Linked DNA regions of Homo sapiens: region 2 is linked to region 1. A link is a contact called in ENCODE Hi-C data. All regions are on one chromosome and are shown on one strand. The core of a region is the stretch at or near the end of the contact, and the rest is flanking DNA. Distances in the headings are between cores, read along the strand shown. Region 1 holds the start of STK35 (serine/threonine kinase 35). Region 2 holds the start of LZTS3 (leucine zipper tumor suppressor family member 3).

Region 1 (4,648 bases), core at 151-2,650:
GAGGGCCCAGAATTCAGCCAGCGCCAGCTCCACGTTCTCGGGGGCGTCGCAGCGGATCTTCTTGACCGCCACCCGGGCCCCGCTGCGCCCGGCCACTGCCTCATAAACCACGCCGTAGCTGCCGCGCCCGATCTCCGCCAACAGGCTGTAACGCGGCCGCGCGGACCCGCCACCGCCCTCAGGCCGTCGCCGCGCCAGGAAGGCCTCGCCCGGGGCCTCGGCCGCCACCGGATCCATGGCCCGGGCCGCCGCCGCCGGCCTCAGCTTCGTGCTGGGCGCCCGCGGCACTGGGCTTCGCCTTTTCCGCTCCGGGCTTTGTGTACCTCTGCGGGCGCCGTCCTTCCCCGTTTCCATGGCTGCGGGCGGCGGGGGGAGCAGCAACGGCGCTGCCCGGGCCCCCCCTGCCTCATCCCTCCGTCCGGCCCTGGGACGCGGAGGAGCCGGACCTTGGATTGTGACCTGCGGGCGAAAGAATCGGTTAAACGGCCAGGCCAAGGCGGGGAGGCCAGGAGCGTAGGCCGCGGGGCGTCCCACCTCCTCCTCCCCCGGCCGCCGCGGCCCCTTTAAGACGGAAGCCACCGCCGCTGATTGAACGGGGGAGGGGAGGGGAAAGCGGGAAAGACCGAACCACTGGGCAGCAGCTCAGAGGGGGAACCGGAAAGAAAAGCACAAACTCTCCGCTCTCTCTGTTAGCTTGTCATGTAGCGATAGGAAAAAGAAGAGCCAGCAAGCTTCACGCCTTCTGAAAACCGCTTAGAGACGCGATTTGGCCGGCGGAAATATTTTTCTTTGCTTGGCCCCCTCTGTGACGCTCCTCCCCGCGCCCCGCCTTGTGTTCGCCCGGGTGTAAACAGTCCATTGAATTAAGCCCTAGCGGAGCCCAGCGGACCGACCCAAGTCCCCGAGGGCGACGGGTAGAAGGGATTGGCTGAAAAGTTCGGCTTCTCGGAGTGCGACTGGCCGAGGACCCGATTTCCCTTCCCAAGCGCGGAGGCAGTGGCAGTAACTCCAGCCTCGGCGCTGGCCTTCAGTCCTCCAACGGCGCCCTTACCTGGCCCGCGCACCTCCACTTCCGGGCGGCCCGTTTCCCCCCTGGAGCCCCTGCCTGGGGATGGTCCGCTCCGGGCCCGGGCTGCCTCCGGGACCGAGCAGCGCGGGAGGTGGCGGCCCGAGCCCGGCGTGTAGCGGATCCTTCTGCTGCCGCGGCGCTCGCTGGGGAAGCCTGGGCTCCTAGGCTCCCGTGGCTTTCCACGTGTTCGCGCCAGCTGAGCCCTTTACATAACCTCTTTACATAAGCTGCACCTCCCGCCGGCGCCCGGGCCAGCGGAGACTCCTGGTGGCCCATCCCCCGGGACGCCAGCCGAGTGAGCCCTGCACCGCCCGGTCCTGCAAAGGTCGACGGAGCAGCCGCAGCCGAGCGCACCGGCACGCCTTGCCGGGACCCAATCACTGGCGAGAACACCCAGCCAACAAAAAATAGGCGCGAAATTCCCGTGATCCGCGGCGGGCTCCGGGTCTCCGCAGCGGCCCGCGCATCACTATCCCTTCTCGCCTGATCTGCGTGAAGACCAACCGTCCGCAGTAGGCGCCTAATAAATACTGACTGGGTGATTGTCTTGGTCGTTTGATTCATAGCTCTGTCCTGGGAACCTCAGGGACTGGGTTGGAATCCCGACCTTCCCTTCTACCAGCCCAGTGATCTTGTGCAAATCATTGACCCACCCTGAGCATCCGTTTATCTAATGATCCTCTGCAAAATGGATAGAATGGGCTTTAATTCCCAGGAATGATAGACCCAAATGAAATACCTAGATGGAGGCTAATTGGGTGTGGGGCTGTTAGTACCCAAAGCTCCCATTTAGGCACAGATTTTTGAATATTTTGTTCTGTATTTTGTATTCCAGTGTAGGCCTAGTGGGTGCCCAGTGTTTGTTAACTGAATCTACAGATGTTTATTGAACACCCGTAATGTGCTAGGCACCATTCCAAGTCGCTGGGGAAAGAGCAATAGACAAGGCAGTTTCTGCCTTGGTTGAGGTTCTGTGCCACTGCAGGAGACAAACCACATGGGTGGCCTTGGGCAAGTTAGTCAACCTTCTTGTGTATTTGTTCCTTACCTGTAAGAAGATCCACAGAGGTTATACAGGTAAAGCACTTAGGACAGCCTTGCACACAATGTTAAGTATTATTAAATAAATGCACAGGATAATTTTTGCCAGTGGTAAGTGTGATGGAGAAAAAGAATGAGCTAAAGAGTGCTCACTGGATACAGGCCATTTCTTATAATGTATTTGGTCGCTGAAAACCTCTTAACTTTTTTGTGATTAAATTTCAAATTTACACATAAATTTCAAGAATCGTAAAGATCATATACTTTTCCACTAGAATAACAAATTGTTATATTTTGCTGCATATCCATATCCTCTCGTGTATGTGTATATATACACACAAATACATATTGTGTGTGGATATCTATATGGTATATACCCCAAAAGAAAGGAAATCAGTATACGGTATATAGATATTCACACACACACATATATAATGTATATATTCTTTTTTACTACATCATTTTAGAGTTTCCAACATCAAACTCCTTTATCCTAAATATATGTGTGTGTTTCCTTAAAAAAAAGACATTATCTGGCATAATCTCAGTACAGTGGTCAAAAATCAGGAATTTTAACAATGATACAATTGTTTTATTTAATACACTCCATCCATATTTAAATTTTGCTAATGGTCCCAATAATGTCCTTTATAGCTATTCCCCAGGATCCAATTCAGGATCAGACGTTGCACTGAGTTGTCATGCCTCTTTAGTTTCTTTTAATCTGGAAGGGCAGTTAGTTATCCAGCCTTTCTTTGTCTTTCATGACCTTGACATTTTTGAAGAATACTGGCGAGTTATATTGTAGAATGTCCCTAAATTTTTATTCATCTGTGTTTTCTTATTAGTTTCAGAGTATCCATTTTTCTCTCCTCCCCCACCCCCCACCAACCCATCCCTTGCTATTCTGAGAGGGTATGCATTTTTTGGCAGGACTACTGCTGAAAAAAGTTGCCTCCTCAGGGCCTTTCATCAGGAGGCACATGGCATTGTGTTTGTCCCAGTATTCGTGGTGTTAACTTCCATCATTTGGTTGAGGTGGTGTAGGAGTAGTTACACTCTACCATAAAGTTACGATTTTTCCTTCTGTAACTATTAAGTATTCTGTGGGAAGATATTTTGAGACTATTTAAATATCCTCTTCTTTAGACTCTTACCCACTGGTTTCAGAATTCATGGTGATTCTTGCTTGAAACAATTATTACAGTTGCAAAATGGTGATCAGAAGGTCTTTTTAACCATAACCTTTTTTCTATTTCTGTGAAGAATGTCATTGGTATTTTGATAGGGATTGCATTGACTCTTTAGATTGCTTTGGGTAGTATGGACATTTTAACCAATGTTGATTCTTCCTATCCATGAACATGAAATATCTTTCCATTTTTTGTGTGTCCTCTTCAATTTCTTTAATCAGTGTTTTATAGTTTTCATTATAGAGATCTTTCATTTCTTTAAATTAATTCCTAGGTATTTTTATTTATGGCTATTGTAAATGGGATTACTTTTTAAATTTCTTTTTCAGATTGTTCACTGTTAACATATAGAAATGCTACTGATTTTTGTATGTTGATTTTGTATCCTGCAACTGTACGGAATTTGTTTATCAGTTCTAACAGTTTTTTGGTGGAGTCTTTAGGTTTTTCCAAATATAAGATATAATATGCAAACAAGGATAATTTAACTTTTTCCTTTCCTATTTGGATGCCCTTTATTTCTTTCTCTTGCCTGATTGCTCTAGCTAGTACTTCTAGTACTTCTAGTACTGTGTTGAATAACAGTGGTGAAAGTGGGCATCCTTGTTGTATTCCAGATCTTAAAGGCTTTCAGTTTTTCCCCATTCAGTATGGTACTAGCTGTGGGTTTGTCATATATGGCTTTTATTATGTGGGGGTATTTTCCTTCTATTCCCAGTTTTTTTTAGGGTTTTTATCATGAAACCATGTTGAATTTTATCAAATGCTTTTTCAGCATCAATTGAAATGATAGTATGGTTTTTGTCCTTCATTCCGACAGCCTTATTTTATCTTAATTACCTCTTTAAAGACCTTATCTTCAAATATAGGCACATTCTAAGGTACTGGGAATTATAACTTCAACATGAATTTGGAGTGAGGAGGGACACAATTCAGTCCATAATAGCCTCTTTGGCATTTGACATTTGAATTGAAACCTGAATGTCAAGAACCCAGCTCTGAAACCGAATGGGAAGTCATTCCAAGAAGAAAGAAGAACAAGTACAAAAGCCATGAGATGGATACAAGCTTGTGAAACCAGCCATGTGGTAAGATTTTAAAATGGTACAACCACTTTGGGAAAAAAAAAAAAAACCAGTTTGGCAGTTTCTTATAAAGTTAAATATATGTCTACCCTGTGGCCCAGCAATTCCATGGGTCTCAGGTAAATGAAAACTTCTGTTAATAAAGCAACTTGTATAGGAATTCACAGTGGCTTTTCCCATAAGAATTCCAAACTGGAAAATGCTGCAGTGTTCAGCAATAAATGAATGGATAAACAAATTGTGGTATTCCCATACAATGA
Region 2 (4,863 bases), core at 2,015-4,514, 1.1 Mb before region 1:
AAGCCACCATGCCCAGCCCAATTTTTAAATTTTTTTGTAGAGACAGGGTCTCCCTATGTTGTCCAGGCTGGTCTTGAACTCCTGGGCTCAAGCCATCCTCCTGCCTCGGCCTCCTAAAGTGTTGAGATTATAGGCGTGAGCAACGATGCCGGCCACCAGAACCTTTTTTGGACATATTTCTTGGATGATGTTTTTAATATCTTTGTTATCCTTGTAATTTTATTTCCCAGAAAATGAGCCCCTTTATCAAGGTTTTCAGGGCCGGGCACGGTGGCTCAGTTCTGTAATCCCAGCACTTTGGAAGGTGGAGGAGGGTGGATCACTTGAGGCCAGGAATTCGAGACCAGCCTGGCCAACATGGCGAAACACTGTCTCTACTAAAAATACAAAAAATTAGCTGGGTGTAATGGTGCACGCCTGTAATGCCAGCTACTGAGACTGAGGCAAAAGAAGCACTTAAACCCGGGAGGCGGAGGTTGCAGGGAGCCAAGATCATGCCACTGCACTCCAGCCTGGGTGACAGAGCAAGACTCTCTCAAAAAAAAACAACTTGTGTGATCATTAATCAGCAGGTGACAAATCATCTTAAGCAACAACAAAACAAAACAAAACAAAGTATTGATTAGTTCACTGAACTGATGAACCTAGATACAAATAGTCTAATCTCAGCACTTTGGGAGGCCGAGGCGGGCGGATCTCAAGGTCAGGAGTTCGAGACCAGCCTGACCAACATAATGAAACCCCGTCTCTACTAAAAATACAAAAATTAGCCCGGCGTGGTGGTGGCACATGCCTGTAATCCCAGCTACTCAGGAGGCTGAGGCAGGAGAATTGCTTGAACCCAGGAGGCGAACGTTGCAGTGGGCTGAGATTGCACCATTGCATTCCAGAGGGAGACTCCATTTCAGAAAAAAAAAAAAAAAAAAAAAAAAAAAAAGTCTAGTTCATAGTTGCTCTGAAAGAAAGGAAGGGGATTGCATTAGTTATTCATTCAATAGTTACACACTATGCTAGAGTTTGTGTAAATTTTAAGTGAGACTCTGTCTCAAAAAAACAAAAAAGTTTTCATATGCATTGGACCAGAGTCAGATATAGATAGTATTCTCTTATTTTCCTGGTGTTCTTTTAAAGATGCAAAACCACATTAGTCTATGAAATAGGAATGGAGACTACAAAGAGAGATTAAGTTGAGATCAAGACAGAGGTGGAATGGAAATTGGCTGAAAGAAAAATAAAACAAGCAGAATCAAATGTCTTATTGGAGAAAATAAACAGTACTCTTGGCTCTGAAGAAAATTAAATCCGTAATGGTGAAGAAAAACTTGATATAGTCTCCCAGGGTGCAGAGAAAACAAACAGATTTATTTGACATTGGTGATCCAATGTGATAGTTTTAGAGGAGAGGAAAGAAAAAAACCCAAATCTTTTCACAGAATGGACAGGAAGAAAACTTTTCTAAGCTACAAAGAAGACCTCTTTTGTTTCTGGAAAATTAATAGATAAGGCCCATATTGATTTATACTGGCAAAATGTTTGACTTTTGAGGGTAAAGAAAAACCCTTGCAAGCACCAAGCAAACTGCTGACCTTAAACAGACAAACCCAGCTTTGCATTTTCAGTGCCAGAAGACAATGAAATAAAGACAAGAGTTTTGAGGGGGAAAGCTTGAGACTCAAGAATCCTATAAACAGGAAATCATTATAAAGGCATTCTCACCTAAGGCAAAGGCTTAGGAAATACAACATTCCAGAGTCCTCCCTGAAATCACCAGTCATGTGAGAGATGGGTCCAAATGAGGAATAGAAAAATTAGAGCACAAAAAACCGGCAGTAACATTGAAACCAATTAAACAGAGTTGGCAAAAGCCAAAAACAAGGATTGAAAAAGAATGTTGTGGCTTAAAAAAAAAGTGTAAACAAAAGTTAGGTCTGTCGTCCTGATTAAGTGGACAAATATAAGTAGTGAGGGCGGCAGGTAGGAGGCAGAAAAGCACACAAAATTTCTCATGGGGGAATATAAAAACGAATTATTTGTCACTGACTTTACTAATGTGTGAAATGTAAACTATTTTCATTTGATAAATCTAAAGGCAGCCGCGAGAAGAATTAAAAATACTTTCTGCCTTGAAAATCACGATAGAAGATAAAAGCAAATGTGGGAAAATTCAGAAAACAGGAATAAATAAAAACTATAGAATACGAAGTCGTAAGACCAAACACAACACCTATAAACAGCAGAGACGTAATGCGTTAAATCCCAGCCAGAGCAGAGGCGCTGCAGTTCTTAGGGCAGACCCTGGTGCCTCCAGGCTTTTGCTAGTGCTAAACTCTCGGCTAGGCTTGCCTCCCTACCCTATTCAAGGCTGAGGCCTCAATTCAAGGCCGACTCCCTCCTCCCGGCAGTCCTCCCGGGCCGCCCTAGGCTGAGTGAGCACTCCCCACAGTGAACGCTGCCCGCGCGGGCGAGGCCGGCGCTCCGGGTCCGGTACGAAGTCCCACCTCACTCCCTCTCACCCCGGGTTACAGCGTGTGGTCTGGGGCCACGCGTTACGCCAGGCGCGGGGCACAGGGTGAAAGCGTTCAATCCTGCTGGAGTGTAATGTGTATTTTTTCCCCGTCGCACCTTCCAGACGGTGATCCAGTGTGAGCAGCAAGTTTCAAATCGTCTCCGTTTGGTCACGAACGGAGTTTACTGCCCCTCGACGCCTCCCGCACGACAGCCCGTGGTCCTCGCGCCCGGGCGGGTCGTTGCTCGGCCGGGCGGATCCACCCGCGACGGCTCGTCCCGACCCCTCCCTAGCGGACTTGCAAGGTCTCAGGGCGTCCGCTGGGAGGCCGCGTCCCGAAGAGCTGGCGCGGGAGAGGAATGGGGCTCGGGGCTCCGAGTCGGGAGCCCCTTCCCCCAAGCAAGAGGGGCTCCTCCTCCTCTTCCTAGACGTGGGATTCAGGGAGGGCGCGGTTCCATTGGATTTGTTGCAGAGGAACGACTGGGCCTGAGCCCAAGCCCAAGGGCCTGGGGGGTAACGAGCGATGAGCAGAGGGGCTCGCGGCGGACTTGCTGCGCCCTAGAGAGGGTGAGGCTGAGGGGTCCCACGCGCGGGCGGGGCGCAGCGACGAAGGGGTTAAGGCGCCTCACCCCGCCCCAGCCCGGGCATTGGCTGCCCTGGGGGGCGTGGCCGGAGGGCGGGCTCGCGTTTGCCGCAGCCGCTGGTGGGCGGGGCTCGGGCGGGGAGCAGGAGGGGCGCGGAGCGGAGCCGGGCCCGCGCAGCGCGCCCCGCCGGGCGTGCTTCGGGCTGCGCCAGCAAGCGGGGCCGGTGGCGCCCGTGTCGGAGACCCCGCGCCGGACCCTGAGGCAGCGAGTAAGTGAGGCAGGCCCATCGTGGCATCCCTCCCGGCTCCGACCTGCCGCCGTGCCTGCTGCACTGCGCGGCATGTCTGACCTGACCCGGACTGGGTAGGGGGCGCGTCCCGCTGCTAGGGTCCCAAGGGGGAGGGGAGCGGAGAGGAGGCGGATGATGTCATGGATGCTTCGCCCGGCCTGGGGGGAGGTGGCGGCCAGAGGGGGTGCGGCTCGGATTATGTCACCTCTTCCCTCTGCGCCCCGCCCCCCGGGGCCACACGCGTTGGTGGGGAGCCTGGGGAGGTGCGGGCGGGGTTTCCCCCATCGCAGGGACTCCCAGGTCCTGTGGCCTGTGGCTGGGGTCTCTATCAGTTGGCTCTGCGGGCCGTGGGCTGCTGGTGAATGGCGACCCCCCCTCCCACCCCCAGCAGAAGCTCGTGTGTGCGCGCGTGTGTGTGCTCGGGGTGGAGGGGGCGCTCTCGGCCCCCTCAGTCCTGAAACACTGGCTTCATCAGAGCCAGTAGCTAGGTGATGGGCCCATTCCGCTGCCAGTGCTTAGGCCACCGAGGGAAGACGGATCTCCCCTCACTCATCCCAACCAAGAAGTTCTGGATATCTCTGCACCCCAAAAGCCCTGCAGTGCCCCCAGATCCCTTTCCTCCCTCAGTCCTGCTTCCTGGAAACCCCTCCTGCTCTCCCTGCCCGGATTCACTGCCTCTTTGCATTGCCCATAACTAGCATTCCCACAGGCATTTGCCCTGCATTTCCTTGGTGCAGGGCCCAGAGACCCCCAGGACTCTGCCCTCTGTGCTCCTGGGAAACCTATAGGCCAGCCCTGGGGAGGCCTCAGAGTGAAATCTCCCTGGGGTGTCCTCAGCCAAGTGCTCCAAGATGCCCCCTCTGGGGGGTGGAGATCAGGGATGCTGTCCTGAGGCCAGCCTTTGAACTGGTCTAGAAGCATGTAGGATGGGCACAGAGAGCTGGCAAGAGCTTGTGTGTGAAGTAGAGAGGGGCTCAGGTCAGGGTAGATAGAGGAGGGGCATCAGGAGAGTCCTTGGGGACCCTGCTGCAAGCTCTGCTCTGGTTCTGGGGACCAAGAGGAATACCAGGCATTTCACCCATCATACATTTACTTCTTAAAATGCCTGCAATGTAGGTGTGAGAACCCGAGGTGAAATAACCTGCATGAGGTTGCACCCCTAATCAGTCAAGCTGGGATTTACACTTGGAGCTGATGCTGCCAGAACTCTGTCTACTGCACTTGGTCTTGCTCATGGAAGGATTTGGACAGAGCAGGGGCAAGATCAGCTTTGCCCTTTAGAAGGAATCCCCTGGCAGCTGCCTGGGGGAGGGAGTGCAGGAGAAGAAAGTCCATTGAGGAGCCCCCAGCAGGGGTGCTGGATGGAGGGGCTGGCTAGAGATTTTTAGGAGATAGAATGGGCTGGGGTTGGGGCCTCTGAGACCCCAAGTGTTCCTAGCTTTGGGAGAGACACAGGTTGAGGGGTGGGTTGGAGGTACCTGTAC

What was found. A loop is a pair of places that touch in the nucleus more often than their neighbours do. Pooled maps may share reads with other maps.
Region 2: a pooled map shows a loop between it and region 1 (7-fold over the local background). The contact joins the promoter of LZTS3 here to the promoter of STK35 in region 1. A Hi-C loop is called at or near these places in 9 of 50 pooled maps.

What each region holds. Positions count from the first base shown.
Region 1 is chr20:2,098,579-2,103,226 of GRCh38, reverse strand. It overlaps STK35 (serine/threonine kinase 35), which reads right to left and starts at 1,400. Exons shown (of 4, transcript NM_080836.4): 1 at 1,052-1,400; 2 at 1-459. The coding sequence starts at 1,345. RefSeq lists silencers at 1-34, 55-584, 875-924, 935-1,224, 1,325-1,514 and an enhancer at 1-639.
Region 2 is chr20:3,171,950-3,176,812 of GRCh38, reverse strand. It overlaps LZTS3 (leucine zipper tumor suppressor family member 3), which reads left to right and starts at 3,264. Exons shown (of 5, transcript NM_001365618.1): 1 at 3,264-3,358. LOC107985414 (a long non-coding RNA gene) reads right to left here and starts at 3,123. Exons shown (of 2, transcript XR_001754477.2): 1 at 2,623-3,123. RefSeq lists a silencer at 3,041-3,380.